2 separate regions of the Mus musculus genome follow, and region 2 is linked to region 1. A link is a loop called in an ENCODE intact Hi-C map of the cell type or tissue named here. Cell type or tissue: left cerebral cortex. All regions are shown on one strand. Links, peaks and the distances in the headings refer to the core of each region. The heading gives the core; the rest is flanking DNA.

Region 1 (11,064 bases), core at 5,024-7,523:
AAAAACAAAAACAAAAACAAAAAAGAAAGAAAGAGAGAGATATCTTTTTGCTGTTTATAGACATTTTAATGTGCAACTATATTAAACTCTAAAAACATAAGAAGAATGTGCAGTTTGTTTTTGTTTTGTGGTCTCCTATTTTAAAAATAACAACCCAAAGCTTAACCCAGAAGTAAGGCTTTGTCATTTCTCACCGCAAGTGCTGCGCTCTGTTGATGGCGTGCTGCTCAGACTGATTTCTAGTGAGACGCAGAAGTGAAGTTTGGACTCAGTGGAGATGGTGGGAACCTCAGTGTGAGATCCATCAGTGTTTTAGTCTGGGCTGTAGCATTTGCTGGGCATGGCCTCTGCATTCGTTTTGTTGGCTAAAAGAAAAATAAATGATACTTACCCATCAGAAAGTGCATGAGAAAAGTCAAGTGTGGTAATAGATGGCTTGTGTACTATGTGTACTGGATAGGGAAGCCTTTAGCCCTCCTTAAAAGCATTTTGTTTATAACACTCTAAAGTATAGGCCATTCTAGATAACTTAGTTATTATAGATAATCAATTTTGATAGCAAGATATTTGTTTACTATTTCTAGGGAACTGGCCATTTGAAGTGGCCTGTTTCCTCCCTGAAACCATAAATGAGCACAGAAGTCTATGTGTTGTAGGAATAACATTTCTGAATTTGCTCTTATAGTGTCATTGTTCTGGAAGAAAGCTTTGAATTCTTTAGACTAGTCATACGTGTAAGGAAATGGTGTAAGATAGACTTTAAGGCGACTGGAGATGTACATAGCATTTATTATAGTGAGTAATCTAAATGAGCTGTATTGTGTTGTGATTTTGAATACCTGTATTATTGATTTAAAACTGTATGTTATGGTAAATGAATCACAAATTTGTTTTAAATACAAATAAAATAATAGTTTTAACTTTAATATTCAGGATAAAATTAAAACACTTGGCCTGGGATGGTGATGCCTACCTCAGTCCCAGCACTGGGGAGGTAAAAGCAGATGTCATTAGAATTCTTGGGGAGTTTGAGGCAACTTTGATCTACAGAATGAGTTCCAGACCACAAGACTACATAGTGATGCTCTATCAATCTTTGAATGAATGGCTACACATGGAGATACTCAAGGAGTATGAAGGAAGAAAGGAAGGAAGGAAGGAAGGAAGGAAGGAAGGAAGGAAGGAAGGAAGGAAGGAAGGAAGGAAGGAAGGAGTTTAGATCACTTACTAGGAAGTTTGATCAGTGTTTGCTTTGTGAAAGGGATATTATTTTGTTGAGTTTTAGAGTTAAGTTTTCCAGAGCTAGTCAGTTGAAGTATTTCATTTATTTTCTACCACACTCTTGTTTGTTATGAATGAAGGCAGAGATTTGGAAGGAAACATTGAGAAGAAGCAGAGAACACTGAATCATTCCTTCCTTCAGGGTTTATTGAACTCACTTAAGATTTTAAGTTGTCCATATTGGTCAACCATCCAGAATACTGTGTCAGATGTGGTTTAATTTTTTCTGTCCCAGGAAAAAAATAGAAACTGACATTTCTGGTTTTTCAAATAATTGCATCATCATAAATAAGGAAAGCAACGTTTCCTTCTGTGCCAAGCATGGAGTGGGGTTAACTGTTTATTAGCAGGGTGTAGAATTGAAAAATAGGAGATCTTTGTTTTTTATGTTATGTTTTTGTAACAGTGGTCTTATTGGTTATCTCAGGATTTTTTTATATATCATCCCAATGAAGATCCATGAAATAGCATATTTTGAAGTTTATATTAATATTTATGTTGTACAAACTCAGATAATTGGAATTTTATAATTATTATAAAATATCTATAAGGTTATATTATATGTACATGATTCTTAAAGCTCCGAACTCTTAGGTAGTATGCAGTTCCTTGACCTTATATTATAGGTCATATATAGTTGTATCAGAACTCTTAGGTAGTATGCAGTTCCTTGAGCTTATATTATAGGTCATATATAGTTGTATCAGTGAGTTATTTTCTGACACAAAAAGTGAATTTTAAGTTGTGATGACAAATATTTTATGTTTGTATAACAGGGGTTCTGAATATTTGAAGAAATAAATTATAATATTATTTCCTCATAGAAAAGGTCTAGATAGTCTGTAAGTAGTAATTAACTTCCCTTAGTTGTTTCTGCTCAAGTTAGTACAGAGTTAGGGTTTGAACAGGGCAGTCTATGTTCACTCTTAAAAATGTCTCATTAATTACCCACACAGGAAAGATACTTGTTTCACAAAGTAGAGTTTGCGTTCTTTCTTCTATATTTGCTGTACTTACATATGGATATTTGGGGGCAGTTATTCAAACAAAAGAAATTTAAATGTTTCATATTTATAATCATAATCATGTACTTTATAAAATGACTTCTGAGAACTTTGTTTTTAATAAAATAATCAAATATAATTTAAAATATTATTTTGTGTTTCAATTTTACATGTATTTTCATTTAATTTTAATAATTTCCTTTTTCTTGTACTTTTTTGGTCTGTTGTCTGTTTTGTCTAATGCATGTCCAGGGTTCTAAGGTTAGTATTACTTTCGCAGTAATTTTTAGGCTTTTATTTTAAAATTTTATTTTTACTTAGAAAAATTTTTACTTAGTTATATTTTGAGTTTTCATATCATCTTTTAATCAGGTATATTTTTGTATATTTAAAATTCATTCAGAGTAAAATTTATCCAATATTTTGATGAATTAGTTTTAATCATATCAATAAATTATTAATCATAGCAATAAATACCATAAGACAATTAAAACAATCAATAGAGTCCTATGTGCAATCAGGCTTGACTTCCAATTACAGGATCCGGATGAGATATATATTAAGATTTAGTGAGAATTATATTAAGTAAACTTCATCATAGGATGCTTACATGACATATTTGTAAAATATATTAATAGAATGCAATAAGAATAATTCGGTAGGTTATTGTTCATGTTAAGAATAACTTTCTCTTTCATCTTTGATATTTTAGTACAGGAACTTTGTTAAATTATGTGGACAATATAGTAATTCTGTATTTAGTATTTGTTTCTAATTCACTAGTGTAAAATTACAGCCTGTTTCAGTGGTTGTATTTGTAGATTCTAACTACAAAATAAAGCAATAACTAATATAGTAAGGTAATGCTCTCATAATTTCAATTATTTGAAATGATGAAGCATTTGAGACCATGACTGCAGATATACTAAATTCTAATTTATTAAGAAGTTTTTAGGAATGTTTATTGATCTAAGCAATGGCCAGTGTTTCATCTTAAAACACCTGAAAATAGAAATATAATGATTTTTTTCTTATAATTGTTAAGCTATGGTCACAGCTGTTTAAATTTGATGCTGTGTCAGGAACAAAGCCCAAATATTTAAGCAGCCTGCATTCCCAGGGACAGTGTGAAAGTCAGTAGGAACAGGAATCGATTTCCTGCACCCACCATGTACTTGACTTTACCATTTGGTTAAAAGTAAGATCAGAAAGTTTGGACAGTGTGCCCATTTTCAGAAACTTTGAACAGTATTTTTATTTACACAGCATCTCTTTTTTGCTCTTTTTGGCACTAAGAAAGTTAATTCAAGTTAGAAAATTATCAAAATCATTACAGTGTTATTTGCAGGATGAAAGATAAAGACATGTTGCCATTGTTTGTAACTTATGGACTTACACATCTCTAAGAAACAGAATGGATTTTAATATTCCCTCTAAAAGCAGGAAGTAGGAAGTAACATTTTATCATAGAAATATTTTACTGAAAATTTAACTTTAAGCGTAACAGTGCTACTTCTTGTACAGCTAGGGATTCATAGCTTATCGGTTACGTATCTGAAGGAGTGATCCTTCTAATTCATCTGATACGGTATTTTAAACTAATACTCATTTTTAAATAGGCATTTCATTTATGAATAGTGGGTAGAGAAACAATATGTTGCAAGGTCTTGTGATAGGTGGTAATAATTTATTCTTTATATTCTTACCTAAGTTTTTGAATGACTGTTCTCCTGTAGTATATGCTATGCACCACAGTTCCCAATTTTAAACAAGAGTGATTCTCCTTTTTTAAAGACTGAATTGGAAAACATTGAAGTGACACAAGGCATGTCAGCAGAGACAGCAGTGACGTTTCTCAGCCGACTCATGGCAATGGTTGATGTCCTTGTGTTTGCCAGCTCTCTAAATTTTAGTGAGATTGAAGCTGAAAAAAACATGTCCTCTGGAGGGCTAATGAGACAGTGCCTGCGGCTAGGTAAGTACACTTAGGCAGCGATGCTCACTGTAATCGCAACGACTTGTGCAGCTCTGGGGTACAGAACGCATGATTCAGTTTGGAGATTCAGAAGCTTAGTAACTGTCTTGTAATCCTTAAGGTTTCTCAGTTTAAAACCTGTATCTTCACATTGGAGATTGTATGGAATCATCATTTATTGCTTCAAATATAGTCAAACACTTAGAATTATTTAAAATCAATAGAGCTGATGCATATCATTGAAATGATTTTAATGCAGATCCCTTTGTGAACCGTGTTTATATCCTTGGCAGGCCAACAACTAAGAATATAGCACACATCAGAACCCTTAGCTAGAGTAGAGGAGACCTGAGTCTAATGGCCAGTATTACTGAGGAAGTGAGAGAAACACTGGCCCTAAACCTATATGTTTCTAAAATAATGACTAAATGCTAGTGACAAGGAGTGTAAATTGCTCTGCTGTGAAGATAGCTATTATAACCCTTAGAATGAAGGGTGCCTGAAAGGGGAAGGTGTGCTCTGTAGGGTCACCCACATAGGTGAGGCAAGGGCCCAGCCTTATTATTAACCTTTTAAAGGATATAGCTTATGTGTATATATGTATGTTTGTATAGATGTGTGGGTATGCCTGCCAATGCAGGCACATGTGGAAGTCAGAGGATGACATCTAGTAAGCTTTCTATCGTTCTCTACTTTATTCATTTGGGAGTCTCACTAACCTGGAGGTAGGCTGTCCTATCATTACAGATATGAATATAGGTACACGGGGTTTGACTTAGGTCCCCATGCCTGTACAGCAAATTCTTTCACCTACTGAACCATCTCCTTCTCCATAGACATTTTATGCTATACTAAAATTTTTATTGGTACAGGACATTTGTGTAATGATGACTATTGGAGGATTATAGAGTTAGAAAGACTTGTTTTGGGAGTTTGAAAGACCCTGATAATCTATTTCTTCTGACTCAAAGTACATGAGTATTTTATTTAATGTATATTCTGTATATGTTGTACCTTCATTGTTGAATTTCATAACATAAGATTTATCTAATAAACTATAATAATATCCTTTGACAGAAAAGGAAACACACAGGAAAATAGACTTAAAACATTTTCCTATAGGGCCATGTCAACAATTTATGTTAATATCTTTCTGATTTCTTAGTTTGTTGTGTAGCTGTGAGAAACTGTTTAGAATGCCGACAGAGACAGAGAGACAGGGGAAGCAAATCTTCCCACGGAAGCAGCAAACCTCAGGAAGCTCCCCACAGTGTGACTGCCGCATCCGCATCCAAGGTAATCACCATTCTCTCTGAAATGTGCAGGCCTTTTCATAGTGAGAACAGTGCGTTATGCTTATGCTCTATGGAATGACAGGGGCCTGGGGCTCGAGTTCTGCCTTCTCTGCTTCTTGGCTGTATCTGAATGCTTAGCTCACCTCTTAAGATTTCACTTGTATGTTAATGAAGAAGATACTAGTTATTTCTTCTCATAGGGTTTTTAAAACTTACATTGGCACACAGAACTAGGTATTTCTGGTGTTTCTACTTTAAACAGTTACATCTATTTTCAGAAGTCAGCCTAGAAACAAAGCACATTTTTAAATGGATGAACTTTGGGTAAAAGACTAGTTATTGGCTACCCATCAAATGAATTTTATATAATAGTTTGGAATATGCTGGCAATTTTCATTGCGAATGCGTTGTCTTCTTGTGTCTAAGTGACACAATACTGCAGCAGCTTCATGGCTTTGCAGATTTACATGGCCGCTCTGCGCTTAGCTTCTGCTGCTCTCCTGGGTGTAGACTTTTTCCTGAGTGTGACCTTTCACACATGCAGTAGACCTCATTTACCTCGAAAATAGATTTTAACTTCTTAAACGTCTGTATAATTTTCCTATCTTGAAGTACTTTTCCTTATATTTTATCTGTCTTACATACATTCATGTAGGTCCTCTTAGATATGCTTCCACAAAATGAAGGTTTTCAACACCATTACCATGCCCTAGTCTATGGACAGTTCTTGTGATGGTTTCAGTAAAGCCAGCATGACTGTTCCTCACATAAATGTTCAACATGGACATGGTAATTTTTACTCAACCATCAAAGGCATAACACAGACACTTACTTAGTTTTCTAAGTTCCCTCACTCTGCATTGCTGGAGTTTGTGCTAAGCAGCTGAACATGCACCAAGTCTGTTGGTTATCTAGTGCTGCAGCCTCTGCTTGTTCTCTGCTGTCAGGGAAACAGCCTTGAGACAATATCACCCACATTCTAGTTTACTGCTGACAAGACACCAGAGTGATGTGCATGGCTTGGGAAGCTAAGTATTGGTGTGTCAGCGGTCAGGCTCATAGTCACTCCGTAGACATATTAAAGGGCTAGTTTCTACAGGATTTTCATGTAAACTGTACATCTCTGAACCTTCAGAGCACTTGGAGTTCTCACGTTGTAAAGAAATGTTTCTGAGTTATATTCTCTCTGCCAGTTAGCATAGAGGATCTTGAAACAGATTTCTTTGTCTCCCACATCTCAGATATCCAGAATTTAAAAGTGAATCAGACTCTTAACTTAAATGATGTTGTTTAATTAAAATGCAAAAGTAATGTATTAAGGATAGTGGTTCCTGGAGTGAGGTGCCTTTCGCTTCTCTTTTATTACTTAGAAGATGCATAACTAAGCCACTGCTTAGGACGGCATTAGCTCTTGACTATGCCTGTATTTTTTTTTAAACCAGAGAAACATCAGTGGGTAACAAGAAGTCTTTCAGAATCCGTAAAGCAAGTGTGCTTCTTCTTGTAGAATACAGAAAGCATACCCACTGAGACAGAAATTTGTATTGCTGAGTTAGTGAGTGTGTCTCTAGTAAGAGATTTGGCAGTGAGAAACGGGTAAGTGGTGACACTCAGGCATTTGGGAAAGATTTCACTTGATAGCAAAGCATATTCAGTATAGGGAATAAAACTGAGTGGTGGATATTTTGTTCCTGCATTTCAAAAGTGGCACTTTAGGCAGTAAGCCATAGTTGATTTTTGGTCCAGCCTAATAGCTTTCTGGTATGAATCTGGACACACTTCCATGAGTGGTGTATCTTCACAGAGCATCATTTTCATTCTGGAGCAGAAATTTAAACATGTCTTTGCATAATCTTTACAGGGTCAAATGGGATTAGGGGAATCTTTGTAAAATATAAACTGGTACATATATTAAATTGTTTCAAGTTTTTTTTCATATGCACTATAGATTTATCTATTCTATAAATTATACACAACTTTCCATAATTATTCTATGCTAAATGTATTAGGCTATTTAAATGATCTAGTTGAACTTTGGAGCAGTTAAAGTTTCACATAGACCGGGTAAACTAGGTGATTTTAGTAGAAACCATTTGCAAAAAATATGTATTAAAGTACATAGTGTGCCTGGGGTGAGGCGAACATATAAGTATCAGCCATCAAATACTGACCTTTCTCCTGTACCATGTTCCACAGGAGCTTCACAACCTCCTTTAGGAGTGAAACACCACAATACTGTCTGTAAGGAAGTAGGAATCAGATGACAATCACATGCCTGTTATGTACAAAACTTGTTTTTACGTTTCATATGTATATATTGTCAGAGTTAATCTGCTGGCATACTCAATAACCATAAAAGTCCTAGAGTGAGCCAAAATAACTTGGTGCACTCGATAATATGTGTTATGAATATATTATCTAAAATCCTCAGATTTTTGTTTTTCCAACTATAGAAAATCATTTCAATGGTATATTCTCTAATGTCTGACAACTATAGTAAGGTAGTTTTAGAGCTTACCTTTTAAAAATGAATCATGCATGAAGTAACTACATATGTAATTGAATAATGGTAACTAGTAAAATTTTAATCTCAAAAATATATATGATGGATAAATTAAGGGAATTAAATATATTTATTAAGTGGATATGTTAGAAACAACATTAATCCAGATAAGGGAGATTTGCACTCAGTTCTTCTGAAGGCAAGGTCATTTTTTTTTCTTGTACAGCCTTACCTGCCTTTATGAGACCACAGAGGCATCTATGTTGATAGCAAATCAACATAGAGAAGAGAAAGCCTCACAAGCAGAGAAGAACAGAAAATAAGCCCCTTGCTAGCTTTGATGTCAGTGATTCCTACTCCTCTGAGGAGGCAGGGAATGGTTTGGGAAGCTCAGCCTGTGATGCTCCGAAATAATTTTCTAGAATATACTGTTGCTCAGTAATTCTCTTTTGTTTTCAAGACTCCTTTAGAAAACGTTCCAGGTAACCTTTCTCCCATCAAGGATCCCGATAGGCTTCTTCAGGATGTTGATATCAATCGCCTTCGTGCTGTTGTCTTTCGAGATGTGGTAAGTTACGTATCTGCTTGACTTCCTTAAAAAAGCAAACAAAAGTCAAACAGCAGCAGCAACAACAGCGCTGACACTGTCATTTGTGTTAAGCTGTAACATTTGTTGCTATCATTTCCCAATGTCCTGTCACCTGGATATATTGCATACCAGGATATAATTGATGGTAAAATGGTTGAGCCTTAGTTTTTTCCCAAAGGATTATTGATAGTTTGCTTTTGAAAAATGATATGTATGTGTACAGGGCTGGGGAAAGGCTCTGTGGACTAAGTGCCTGCCTGCTGTATAAACATAAAGACCTAAGTTCAGATCCCTGGCACCTACATGAAAGCCGGGCATGGGGCTGCACATCTGTAATTCCACAGCTAGTGGTGTAGAGGAAACTTCTCAGTCTCAGTTAAACAATTCAGAGTGATAGAAGACACTCGTGTCAACCTCTGTCCTCCCCGTGCACACTCTCAGGTAAGCACAGACACACACGTGCATACACTGTTGCTCACACACTGATAAAGCATTTTGAAACTTAGTTTGTCTTCCAAGATGGGATATAGCCTTGAAACACTAAGTTGACTCTGTCTTAGGTTAACTGGTCCTGCCTTTTACATTCTTTTAATACATATCCACATAATGAATATTTGTTTATTCTCAGTGTTTCTTATTGGGCATAAAAAGTTACCTGATCAGGTATTAATGGATGCCACCTTTGGGTGTGGGAAAACATTTTTTTCATTTAAAATTTTTTAATTATTGTGCATATGTGTACTCATGATGCATGTGTGGAGTAGTTCATACCATATGGAGAGGTCAGAGAACAGCTTCTTGTAGCCTGTTCTCACTTTCCACTTTTATGAGGGCTCCAGGGATTGGACTCAGATATCCAGGCTTGGGCAGTAGAAGCCTTTACCCAGTGAACCGTCCCACCGTCCCACCGGCCCCTACTTTCAGAAATTATGGGATCTGCAGGAATCTGAATTAGAGTGATAGCTTAATAACATTCAAAGAAACAGATCGCTTAAGGAGGGTTTAGTGGAACTCTTTAATCTCTGGCTGCTTATTAAGGCAATTGACCTTTTTATGAATTGTACCTTTAATCATATTGCTGATTTATATTACATATTTTATATTTATTGCTTAAGTTTGTTATGTAATATAAATCAGCAATATGATTCAAGGTATAGTAAATGATGATGAAAATTAAAGGGAGATACTTTCAGTATTAAATGAACTAAAAACTTAAAGGATAATGCTTAGCATTGCAGAAGTGAAGGAATCAGGCTCTTTTATGTAATCATTGTTACATAAGAATAAATTGGACAAGCTTTTTTATAGTTGACTAATATTTTAGAAAAAAAAAGTTCTTTATAATGCCAATGTCTGAAATCCCAACAGATGTACTTGGAGAGTTGTAGCAGTGTGCGTGAGTGGTGAGCCCCAGGCAGATGTGTAGAGTGAGAGCTTTGCCTTTCTGTCAGTGTGCTTGTAGATCCCAAGTCCATATCTCATACTGAGTAAGCTGGGGCCTTAGAAGTGTTTTATAATTTTAGTATATTAGTTAGTTGTATTAATTAATGGTAAGAACTGTACTTTATTTTCAAATTTTTTATAAAACAGCAGTCACATTTACTTTATTTAATTTCTGAAATATATCAGACCTCAGATTAGGTTTTATGAAATTTACATATGCAAATTACCTGTGTGTGTGTGTGTGTGTGTGTGTGTGTGTGTGGTGTGTGTAGAATGCCTTTACACGTGCTCACTTGCCACAGCGCATGGGTAAAGGTCTGATGACATGTTATGGAGTCTTGTTCTACCATGTGTGTTGGAGCCTAGGATCGAATGCAGGAGACTTTACTCTCTAAACCATCTGGGCTGGATCGGAAGATTTATTTCATTTTGATTTATGGTGTAAATGTGTATGTTTTGGTGCCCAAAGAAGTTAGAAGAGGATGTCACACCATAGATGGATGGGTTTGAGATTATTGGGAACCACCTAGAGTAGGTGCTAGACCTGAACTCTGACCCTCAGTAAGAGCAGCAGGTACTTCTAAGTCCTGGCTGTCTCTTATGCTTCCTTCCAGCAACTTTTAAATCAAAGTTTAATGTCTAATAAAACAAGAATAGTTTCTTATACATTGTGAATTTATATTGTAAACATTCTGAGTCTCAAACTGCCTTTTCATTTTCCACAGGATGATAGCAAGCAGGCACAATTCTTAGCCCTGGCTGTTGTTTACTTTATTTCTGTTCTGATGGTATCGAAGTATCGGGACATATTAGAACCCCAGAGAGAGACTGCAAGAACTGGAAGCCAACCAGGTAGAAATATCAGACAAGAAATAAATTCACCAACTAGTACAGGTATTTAATATTTTCTTTCCCTCATTTGGCATTTCACCATCGTCAATTCTTTTTTCCTGCTAACACTTTTGCAAACATGT
Region 2 (11,064 bases), core at 4,209-6,708, 420 kb after region 1:
ACTGATCCAAGCGCTACTGAGGACTGCTGGCTATGCCTGTCCTCGGGTCCGCCTTATTATGAAGGAATCGCCTTCAATGGAGATTTCAACAGAACCAGCAGCCATACTTCCTGCTCTTGGGGTACAGGACAAAAACTGACCCTGACTGAAGTATCCGCGAGGAATCCAGGTCTCTGTATAGGTACCCCACCTTCCACTCACAAACACCTATGCGGACAAATTCAGTCCGTGTCCAGAACGGAAGCTGATTACTATCTTGTACCTTCCCCGGTTGGATGGTGGGCTTGCAATACAGGACTTACTCCCTGTGTATCAACTAAGGTTTTTAATTCATCTCATGATTTTTGTGTCATGATCCAGCTGTTACCCCGTGTATATTATCACCCTGCATCCAGTTTAGAAGAAAGCTATGCGGGCCGGCGGTCAAAAAGAGAACCAATTACTTTAACCCTGGCTGCATTCATGGGAATAGGTATGGCAGTAGGAGTGGGGACGGGAGTGTCAGCTTTAATAGAAGGAAGACAGGGAATTCAGTCTTTGAGGGATGCTGTCAATGAAGACCTAGCGGCAATAGAGAAGTCCATAGACGCTTTAGAAAAATCTTTGACCTCCCTGTCTGAGGTAGTTTTACAGAACAGGAGAGGTCTTGATTTGTTGTTCCTAAAGGAAGGAAGACTGTGTGCTGCCCTTAAAGAAGAGTGCTGCTTCTATGCAGATCATACAGGAATAGTTAGAGACTCTATGCAGAAACTGAGAGAAAGATTAGAGCGAAGGAAACGGGAACGGGATGCTCAATGGGGGTGGTTTGAGTCGTGGTTTGAATCACGACCATCTTGGATAACTTCTTTAATTTCCGCTGTAGCCGGACCAATCCTTATGATATGCTTAGCTTTAGTTTTCGGCCCTTGTATAATAAATAGAGGAATGGCTTTCATCCAGAGTAAAATTGATACAGTAAAACTCATGGTTCTTCAAAGGCAATATCAACCTATAGTTCAGGTAGATGAAGAGTTAAGGGACACCGACCTCTAAAATTCTATGATTAGAATTAGTCTAAACAGAAGAAGAGGGGAATGAAAGGAAATAAAACTGTAATTCATGTAATGTATGTTAAATAGCCCAAAGAGTTGTTTCTGAGCTTTAAAACCTGGGGCTGAGAACATAGCAGAACAGACCAGGACATGCCCGGGCAAGCCCATCGCCTCCCTAGCTCCCACCCCTCTGACCTAAGTTAAATGTTACAGGCTGCTGATGTTTAAATGGACCAATCATGTGAAACCGCGCCAATTCCTCCCCCAGCCCCACTCCTTTTCTATAAAACCCCCTAGCTTCCAAGCCTCGTGGTCGAATCCACTGTCTCCTGTTGTGTGAGATACGTTTCGACCCGGAGCTCTGCCATTAAAAAACCTCTTGTTGTTACATCAAGGTGTTGTGTTCTATTCGCGATTCTTGGGTGCACGCCGAATCGGGAGCTGAGTGGGGGTTTCCCCACTGAGTTCTTTCAGCACATGCTGCTGGTACCTCCTGAAGAGGAATGTGGCTGAATTTATTTTCTGAAGTCTTCAGGGTTGCTCAGGGGTGCTTGTACCCATGACCTGACTGCTCTTGGCTCTGTGTGTCTACATGATGCAGAGAGACAGAGAGGGAGAGAGAGAACACAGCAGGCACACACACATACACAGGCTTCTTTCTTGACATGAGATTCTTAATGATTCCCAAGCTGTGGAACCGAAAGGGATACTATTTGGAGTTTGTGTTAGTCCATTTTCCATTGCTGAGGTAAAATGCCCGATAAAACAACTTACAAGAAGAAAAAGCTTGGATTTTTGATCATGGTTTTAGTGTGTGGTTGACTGGTTCCATTGTGTTTGAGGCAGAACAGTATTGTAGGAACACATGACAGAAAAGCCGAATGGGCATGGTGACTGGCTCAGACAGAGCTAGAGAGGGTAGCTTTGGGGACAAGATACACTTCTCTCCTTAAGGACTCCTGAACCACATGCCCCTTCCATCTAGGCCTTTCTAAAAGTTTCTGTCAGCTCCCATGAGGCCATGAAGTTAGTGGATTAGCTCACTGGAAAGGAGGGAACCCCTAGGGGTCCTCACTGAGGAATTCTCCTGCACTGAAGAAGGAGCAATCCCCAACAGGTGAGCACAGAGGTGGGGGTGGGGCCACCAGGTCTTTGAAGGGGAGACTGGCATGTGGGTCTTTCTTTTTTCTTTTCTCTTCTAAAGGTAAATGATGTTTATCATTTTCCTTCGATGCCTAAACATTGGGATGTTAGATTCCTGTGTTTGGGTCAGTACATGGACTTCAGAAGCCGGAATGGATTTTGTGTTGTGTCAAATCCTAAATACCGCAGCCGCCTAGTCCTTGGCCACTTGACTTTCATCGGCCTTCGGGAGTTTGTTTGCATGGGTTGCTTCCTTCATAAAAATCAGCTGATCATATTTTCTTAGTGAACATGATGATGAAAGACAAATATACAGGCTAAGTTCATTGCTATATTCATGATTTCCTTTGATTTTAAGAGAAAATAGAACCATTTGCAGCCCCCCTCCCACCCCTGCTGGGTTCCACACTCGGCCTGGCCCACCTAATGGCTCTGTGGCCCCCACATCTAGCCTGCTGCAGGCTGAGCTGCTATTGCATCTTGTATATCACCCTCATGGCTTCTGTTGGAAGCTAGTCTCTGTTGTTTCTCCATCCCTCTTTCCCTGGGAAAGCATTTAACAGCCAGGTTGAGCCTCGGATGACAGATCACAGAATGACTTCATCAAATCCAATTTGGAAAACCAACCAGTTGACCGGGGTTAGTTACAGAACCCCAGGTGAGGGGTTAGTTACAGGAGCAGAAGCAACTTCTCTGGTAGTTATGTCACCAAAGAGGTTGATGTCACCATTGCTGATAGCTCACAGGGATGCATGACTGCAGCTCCCTGCTTGGCCTTTGGGTGTCATATCTCAGTGAAGAGTTCACTCTTCCCCGGCAACTGTTTGCTGCTTCTATAGCCTGAGAGAGGGGCCTCTTATGCTTGTTAGATTTCTTGTGGATTCCATCAGCCTTCATCCAGGAAGAAGTCTTTGCATCAAGTGAAACATCCCTACCAAGGATGCTCCCCTGCAGGGAAGACTAGCAAAGGCTTTCACTGTCCTGGTTTCATCTCTGTTGCAGTTAACAAATACCAGGAACAAAAGCAATTTAGGGGAAGCAAGGACTCACTTAAGCTTATAGATGACAGTTCATTGGAGAGGGAAGTCAGGATGGGAGCTCAGGCAGGACCCTGAAGCAGGCCTGTTTGTTATTCTATGTAGTATAAGTGAGCTCCTCTGACCAAGGAACTCACTCTGGACAAGGCCATGGGAGTGCAAACAGAGGACACCACAGAGGGCTTTGCTTGTGGGCGCACAGGCCTGTTTATACTCAGCTTGCTTTCTCCTGCAGTGCAAAACTCCCTGCTAAGGAAATGCTGCCTCCCACAGTGGGCTGGGCCCTCCTAAGCTCATTAATAATCAGGATGCTCCCCCCAGGGGACTCTAGGCTTCATCAAGTTGAAGGTTAAAGCCAACCAGGACAATCCTTCTGCATCTAAGCGGATGAAATACTCCTCAGGGGGCGAAACGAAGATCCCAGGGTCTTAGAATCTTGCTAGACAGCGTCTTACAAAGTGAAGACCCCAGAGAGGGCTTACAAACGACACTGAACCCAAGAACTCATTTCATCCTTTAGGCAGTCTCTCATCTGAGGGGCTTTGTGACCTTCATGCACACAGCACTCCAGGGTGGCAGTCCCTTCAACAACAACAGTCAAGTTTAACACCATCGTGGGAAAATCAGAGAGGGAAAAAAAGTATGTTTCTGATGATCAGGTAAAACATGTTCCTGGCAGTCAGTCAGGTGATCAATATAGTTTAGAAGATGAATTGAGAAAAAAATATCATGGTTAAAGATATGGTTCAGGACTTTAGAGTGTACACTGCTCTTGCAGAGGATCTACGTATGAATCCTGGGACCTGTACTGGGCAGCTCAAAACTGCTGATAACTCTAACTCTAGGGGACTATTTTGAACTTTGTGGGCATGTGCAAAGACACAGATTTGCATAATTAAAAAAAATAAACTCCTGTTTCTTTTCTCACTGAGTTTGTAGATGATGCACACTGTGTGTACAGTGGCAAGGAACTTGTCTGAAGCCTCAGCTGTACCTGAGACAATCTCCCAGAACAGGAAAGGTCTAGAGAGAACCAAGCATTTCTTCCAAAGACCATATTTTATGTCAAACTTGGTTGGCCCTCCTTTCTTGGGAGCAAAATTAACTTGAAAACACTACAGGCAAAAATAATATCCATGTCCTTGGCATTCCAGTTGTGTACTGGGTTACCAAACCATCCCCTTTGCCGTTTGTAAAAACCTAATTTGGACAGGTGCTCCAACTGTGCTTCGTTGTAATGGCCAGGAGTAGATAGATCTCACTCCATCGTTGAACTGTAAGGTTCATGCTCAACATACCAGGTGAGTGCTGCTACAGCCTGTAGGATTTTAGATGCATTTCTTCCTCTTGTGCATAGTAGGCCCTCAATAGACAAAGTCTGAGCTTCTCCGAAAGCTCTTTTTGTTCTTGGGAGTTGGGTAGATCTGTCCTTTGGTATAGAGGATCTCAGACATTCAAGCTGTAGTTCATGGTCTGACCTACCTCCATTCAGATCGTATCTCTCAGGACCCTGTCTGATGCCTGGCCTTAGTTTGGAAGTCTTCTTAGCTATGCACAAACTTCCTGCTCCACAGTGTCCTGCCTACTTAGTTCTTTCTTCATAGTGAGTGTGTTTCCGCTTCGAGGCCTGGCATATGAATGACACAGCAGTGCTTGATGACTTGAGAGGCCCCCATCAAAGATGATCCTGACTTATCAAGGTTGGTCAACAGCTGTGCAAAGCGTACTCCATCTCACTGAGTGGTGAATCGGGTTGGCGATTTCCAGCTGGAGTTAGTTTTCATAAGGTGCTTACCTGTTTACAAGTTCAACGCCTCCGGTGTTAAAAGTTTCCCAGTAGAAGCATCTCTTCCCAACAGAAAGAGCTCCTAGGAGTGTGGAGTCCATGATTCTGTTGTTCACTAAGGAGAGATGTGGGAAAGAGAGGAGTCTCCGGTTATCTCATGAGATGCTCAGAGCTTAGGGGGAATCTCAAAGCTTAGCAAGCAATGCACAGCCAAGAAGACTGATTGTACAGGGTGAGTTAGCTGCCTCCCTGGAGTTGGATGAAGGCCTTTTCTGGGCCATTCCCTAGGGATTGGGATAGCGCACAAGTGCCCCCTGCTGGGTTTCCTACTAAACGTCAAAACTCTGAAAATGGTGTCGGTGGGGAGTGGTTTGTCCACAGGAACATCTGTTAGGGCTCAGTGGAAGCTGGCAAGGGGTTGGGGGTGAGCAGCACCTTAAGTGCCTGACCTTGTGGGATGTCTTATTAGTGAGTCTACATTGGATGGAGTTTGTGATTACATCTTGAAGTCCATCGGCCAAGAACCTTGATATAATCTTCACATATACATTAAGTGTAGAAACCAGGGAGGCCCCTCAGAGAGCTGGCCAGATGTTCCAGCAGATGAAAGCCTCCACGGAGAAGAGCTACACTTTCAGGGTCCCCTGGGATTGTCACCTTCAGCAGCCAGAGGGCTGAGCGGTGACAATGAAACAGTCACAGGTCTTCTCCATGGAGATGTGCCACAGGCCAGGGGCTGTGGAAGACCGTGGACCTCCCATCCCTGAGCTCGTAGCAATGAGAAGACTTGTCCTGTGGTGAGGAGAGCTTCTTCATACGCAGACCATGGCCACGTGGTACTGAAGCCCTCAGCACTCTCCCAGTCAGGCAAATTAGGACTTAACCAATGGAGAAAACCAAGCTACTTCTCACTCTCATAAATGTCTCCAGGTATGTATGTGCTAATTTAATATATCATAAGACATCTTAAATTACAGAGTGCTAAGGCTTATAGGTTCATGATTTCTTATATCATAAAATACATTGCTTAAAATAATTTCAAAGTGGCTGCCTTATGCTGGGGATCTTTGCTGCCTGCCAAGTTGGTTGTTTCCTTACATTGATTCTCCTCTGAGGTGCTCTAACGGCTGTCCCTTCTGTGTCCTTAAACCCCTAACAACAGTTAGGATGGATGACCTGTGAGAGAGGTGATGAGGGTTAGGAAAGAGATAGCGTCCCTGATAAGGCAGATAAGGAGGGAGGCCAAAAAGAAGAAAAAAAAAAGATGTTATTTCACTGAGGGGTGTAGTTTGATGGGGGACTGTGTACTTAACATGCTTGGGGTTCAAGGTCCAATCCCTCCCACCACTGTAAAAACACAATGATGGTCAGGCGGTGGTGGCACACATCTTGAATTCCAGCACTCAGGAGGCAGAGGCAAGCAGATCTTTATGAGTTCAAGGCCAGCCTGCTCTACAGAGTAAGTTCCAGGACAGCCAGGGCTGCACAGAGAAACCCTGTCTTGAAAAACCAAACAAAAACCAATCAAACAAAACAAAAAAACCTCAGTGATGATGATGAGGAGGAGGAGGAGGAGGAGAAGGAGGCGGAGGAGGAGGACTCACAGGGTGGAAGGAGAAAACTGGTTCACACAAATTGTCCTCTGACCCCCTCACAGGTTTATACACTTATGCTACACACAACCAACCACCCCAACCTTTGAAACATGAATTACAATTTTCATTTTTTCTAGAAGTGCATGCTGGTTAGCTGAACTGAAAACTTTAAAGTGTCAACGATGCTAAGGATGTGGCACTCTGGGTTCAGTTGCCAGTACCAATTGATGAATGAACAAACAAACAAATAAACAAACGAGCAAATCTGTTTGTTTTACTAAGCGCACACCCACTGCATGGCTTGACCTTTATAATTTGGAACTGTTACCCTACTGAAATGGAGAAGGAACAAAAGGAGGCTGGCTTCTGTCCACACCTCCTCCCACCTTGGGGGTGTGTGTGTGTGTGCCCATGTGTGTGCTTCCATGGTGATCCTGAAATTCAGTTTCACCCAGCACACTTCCTCCTGGCTCCTTGGAAAAAGACCTTGACACATGATTCTTGAAGACAAGGGTACCAACTATGAAAAGCAGGTCATAAGACATAAGAGACGGGCTCCCATCCTCTCCCCTAAATAACTGTCTTCTACCAGACCTCATCTTCGTAGGGCAAAAGAGCCGAATTTGAAACATTTGCCGAACTGAAGCAAAATTGAGCTTTGCCAGGATTCTTACGGCCTTATAAATATTTATATGCAATAACATCTGGGCCCGAGCTTTCGTATCTGAGCTCATGTTTGCTGAATGGTCTGGTTCTGCTTTGTTTTCTGAATGAGAAAGAATCCTGCAGAGGGTGCCTCCAGTTCTGTGGCTCAGCGCTCACACTCGTTTCCCTGATTGTATCTCCTGAGCGCCAAGCTAGAGTCAGGTTGATTTATTCTTCTTATTAATCAGAAGGCACAGAATGAAGCCGAGTGGGGGGAGGGGGATGGAAGGTGGGGGCTTCTTTAGAACTGGCTCACACAGCTGAGGGTTGCACAATTATCTGCAAATGTCAGGTCCCCAAGTCCAGTTTTGCCTGAGCAATATGATGGACTGTCCCCAAGGTCCCAAGTTTCCTCTAAATAATTGCATAATGTTCTCACTTTGTTTTAGCTGAGGACACTTAGTCATGAGAATCGAACAAATGCAGCTTTCTTCAAGTTTTTTTTTCCAAAAGCTTTTCAAGGGCTGAATCATTATTTTTGGTCAAAATGAGCCACGTTTGCATAGTTGGAAAGCAATTATGTCTTTTGCATTCCAAGGACAAAAAAAAAAAAAAGTGTGAAGTCACTCCTCAATTTTCTGTTCTGGAGGAAGAGAAAGCTGTTTAAAAAAAAAAGTAACTCCTTTTTCATTTTGGAAAATGGATTTATGCTTTTAATCTCTTCCAATGTGCTAGAGTCTGTGACTATTCACCTTTGGTAAAGGAAGGACTGACTCTTGCCTTGAAGACCTGGAAAGAACATCAAGATTTCCTATCTCTGTACCTGTTCGCTCTTCAATGAGGCTTGGGCGGTGTTGGAGGGACAAGGCTTCCTCATGCACTCTGCAATGCTAAGAGAGAAAAATCTCTTTCAATTTCTCTAGAGAACAACTGGAACTATAACACATTGTGACAGGCTCCCCAGCTCCCTACAATGGATGCTACAGAAAAGCAAGCCAAGGGGCTGGGAAGAAGGTTAGACCATTAAAGTGTTTATCATAGAGGCCTGGGATCTGGGTTCTGACCCCCAAAAGCCAAGGAATGGAAGTGTGATCCTCCAACCCCAGCGCTGCTGGGGCAGAGGCAGAAGGATCTGTCTGCTGAGCTCGCTGGCCAGCCTGGCAAACCTGTGAGCCTCCCAGTCTGTTGGAGAAGCTGCATCAGAGCATAAGTTACAGGATGAGACACCCAGACTTTGACCTCTGGCCTCCACACATGTGTGCATACCCATACACTCGTGTAAACACACAAACACATAACGGGACAGAATAGTATACGTTAATAAAGGCAGGATTTAAAATGTATTTGTTGCAGAAGGAGGGAGCTGTCAACTCAAAGCAAACAGTAAGTGCTGTCCATTGACTGGAAAGATTTGCCTTAGGCCCAGATAACTGCTGCTCAAGTGCACATACACACACACACACACACACACACACACACACACACACGCACACGCACACGCACACGCACATGCACACGTACACGCACACACACATAGGTCAATGGAGGAAGGTGTTTTGACACAGAGAAGGGAAGAGACTATTCAAAGTTGCTGCTTGGCAATCGGTCTCTCTGGTATCTTTGTTGTGTATAACTGAAGTTGCCAAACATCCTTTTCTTCTTTTCTGTTCATCCACGGAAACATGAAACTTTAATGATTTTTAAAGCGGACTTGGAATCAAATGCATTGACCCCTCAATGACAAGCAAAGCAAACACTATAACATCAAAGTACAGCCCCAAACCTACAGCCCATTCTTTTTAAAAGATTTATTTATTCTATTTCTGTGAGTACACTGTAGCTATCTTCAGACACACCAGAAGAGGGCATCAGATTCCATTACAGATGGTTGTGAGCCACCATGTAGTTTCTGGGAATTGAACTCAGGACCTCTGGGAAAGTAGTCAGTGTTCTTAACCACTGAGCCATCTCTCTGGCCCAACCTACGGCTCATTCTTAAGGGTAGCAGTTTCAAATCCTGGGCCCCTTTGGGTGACTACATTGCCTCTCTTGAAAGCCAACCTGAGTCTCTAGTTTATCTCGAGAAGCGAAGGGCTTGAGGAAGTGACTCCATCCACCCAGCACCCTTATGTCAGCTCATCACCCCACACATGGCAGAAAGTGGAACACAAATGTCCTCACCCTGAATGTGGAAGCTGCTTTTGTGCAAATGTAGGAAAAAACCTTTAGGTAAGATAAGAAGTAGGATTGTAGCCCTCTCCTAATGATTCAGATATTAAATGAACTTTGGGAAAGAAATCTTCAATATGATCCCCATAGGAACACATCTAATATGTAATTTGAAGTTATAAAACATTCCTGCTGCAAGAAAGCACGACGAGGAACCATGAGGAGATTAAATTTATTTTCCTGTGTATTTTGTAAGTGAGGTCGAGAGGCAGGAAGAGAGCCATCGCCTATTTAATACTAATACTCTGACATCGTGTGACTATGTTCTTAGGCCCAGATCCAAACAGTCCTCAGGCCTAAAGAAACCGAAGCTGAAAGCTGAGAACTATCCATCCCGAAGCTGAGCATTCTCAAACGCTTTGTGAAAACTGAGTACACGCACAATGTCCAGAGCCTCCCATGATTTCTAAAGGCTGGGGACTCTGGGAATGTTCTGATGAAAAGAAATCTCAGGGGCAGTTGACAAAACGTAGCCTTTGAAACAGAGACTCAGATTTCAGGGATAAAACAAATGATTTTGTTTAGCCTCGTCAGAAGAAAGTGAATGCTACTTAAAGTTCTGAGTTTGCAGACCTGCTTATGCCTGATGAGTTTCCAGAGGGCATATTAATATGACAAAAATAACGCTTGTAAGATCTAACTTCAATGAAGCAAGAGTTGCACAAATACTTGCCACTAAATGGGATAGAACCTTTTATGTCCTGATGGTTCCGATGGAGTCACTCTCAGAATGATGGCTGTTTGGGTGTTGTGCACTTCCTATGTGTTAGATACTATAGAAAGCACTTTATAAGAATGATATTTTTGTTTGTTTGGTTGGTTTTTGTTTTTTAAAGACAGTTTCTCTGTATAGCCCTGACTGTCCTGGAACTCACTTTGTAGACCAGGCTGGCCTTGAACTCAGAACTCTGCCTGCCTCTGCCTCCCAAGTGCTGGGATTAAAGGCGTGCGCCACCACGCCCGGCTATAAGAATGATTTTTATTACTCCTTAGGGCAAGCATACAAAGTGGAGGTATTCTTGTTTATTATGAGGGAAATTAGGGGTAAAAGAAGTAATGAATTGGCCCCTAGTTCATTCATCTGGTATCAGGCATAGCCAAGATTCAAGCCCAGACCTGTGCTCCTATTAATGAGAGCAGAGGCCTCCTGGAAGGCCTCACTCTGACAGCTCAAGGCCCTTCTTCTAAGGGAGATGGGAAAGAAAGAGAGTACTAATAGAAACAATATTTAACTCAGGTGCCAGTGCCAGGGAAAAGCTGGGGTCTATGAGAAACCTAAGCTGATCAGGTATCTGGTTGCCCCATTCCAGCAATATAGAAGAAAGGAAGGGTAAACACTATATATTGAACAAAACGGGTGTTTCCAAGGATCTATCGGAATGTAGTGAGAAACCTTGAAAGAGAATGTGGTCAATCTGAATAATAGCTAGATCCCATCCAGAGAAGGCAAGGTAGAAGTTCTCATATCACATTGCACTTGGGCAGAGGGAGCTGGGAAAGAGGAGTGTGTAATAGGGGCATCAAGTTCATTGGGGGAGAGCAAAGGGAAGCATTTCTGACAAGCCATAGTGCTAAGATCAATATTATCTTTTATTAAA

The links. Peaks named below come from ENCODE experiments on the same cell type or tissue, not always from the same donor. Only the 100,000 strongest peaks of a DNase experiment are listed, where the experiment ranks them.
Region 2: it touches region 1 in a loop (2.4-fold over the local background); 2 of 42 quality-filtered maps call a loop at or near these places.

The regions. Positions count from the first base shown.
Region 1 is chr3:55,985,530-55,996,593 of GRCm38, reverse strand. It overlaps Nbea (neurobeachin), which reads left to right. Exons shown (of 58, transcript NM_030595.1): 25 at 2,538-2,546; 26 at 4,080-4,260; 27 at 5,426-5,556; 28 at 8,519-8,626; 29 at 10,816-10,984. It overlaps Gm31914 (a long non-coding RNA gene), which reads right to left. Exons shown (of 8, transcript XR_003954481.1): 3 at 8,291-8,651; 4 at 7,727-7,794; 5 at 195-365. Among named protein-coding and RNA genes, the nearest start is that of Gm22784, 34 kb to the right of the region's middle. In left cerebral cortex, for the core only: no CTCF peak of the experiment used is centred there; DNase peaks (open chromatin) are centred at 5,631 and 6,546.
Region 2 is chr3:55,568,436-55,579,499 of GRCm38, reverse strand. No RefSeq gene overlaps it. Among named protein-coding and RNA genes, the nearest start is that of Gm43549, 7.5 kb to the left of the region's middle. In left cerebral cortex, for the core only: a CTCF peak has its summit at 5,322 (motif pointing left); a DNase peak (open chromatin) is centred at 5,290; H3K27ac peaks cover 336 bases.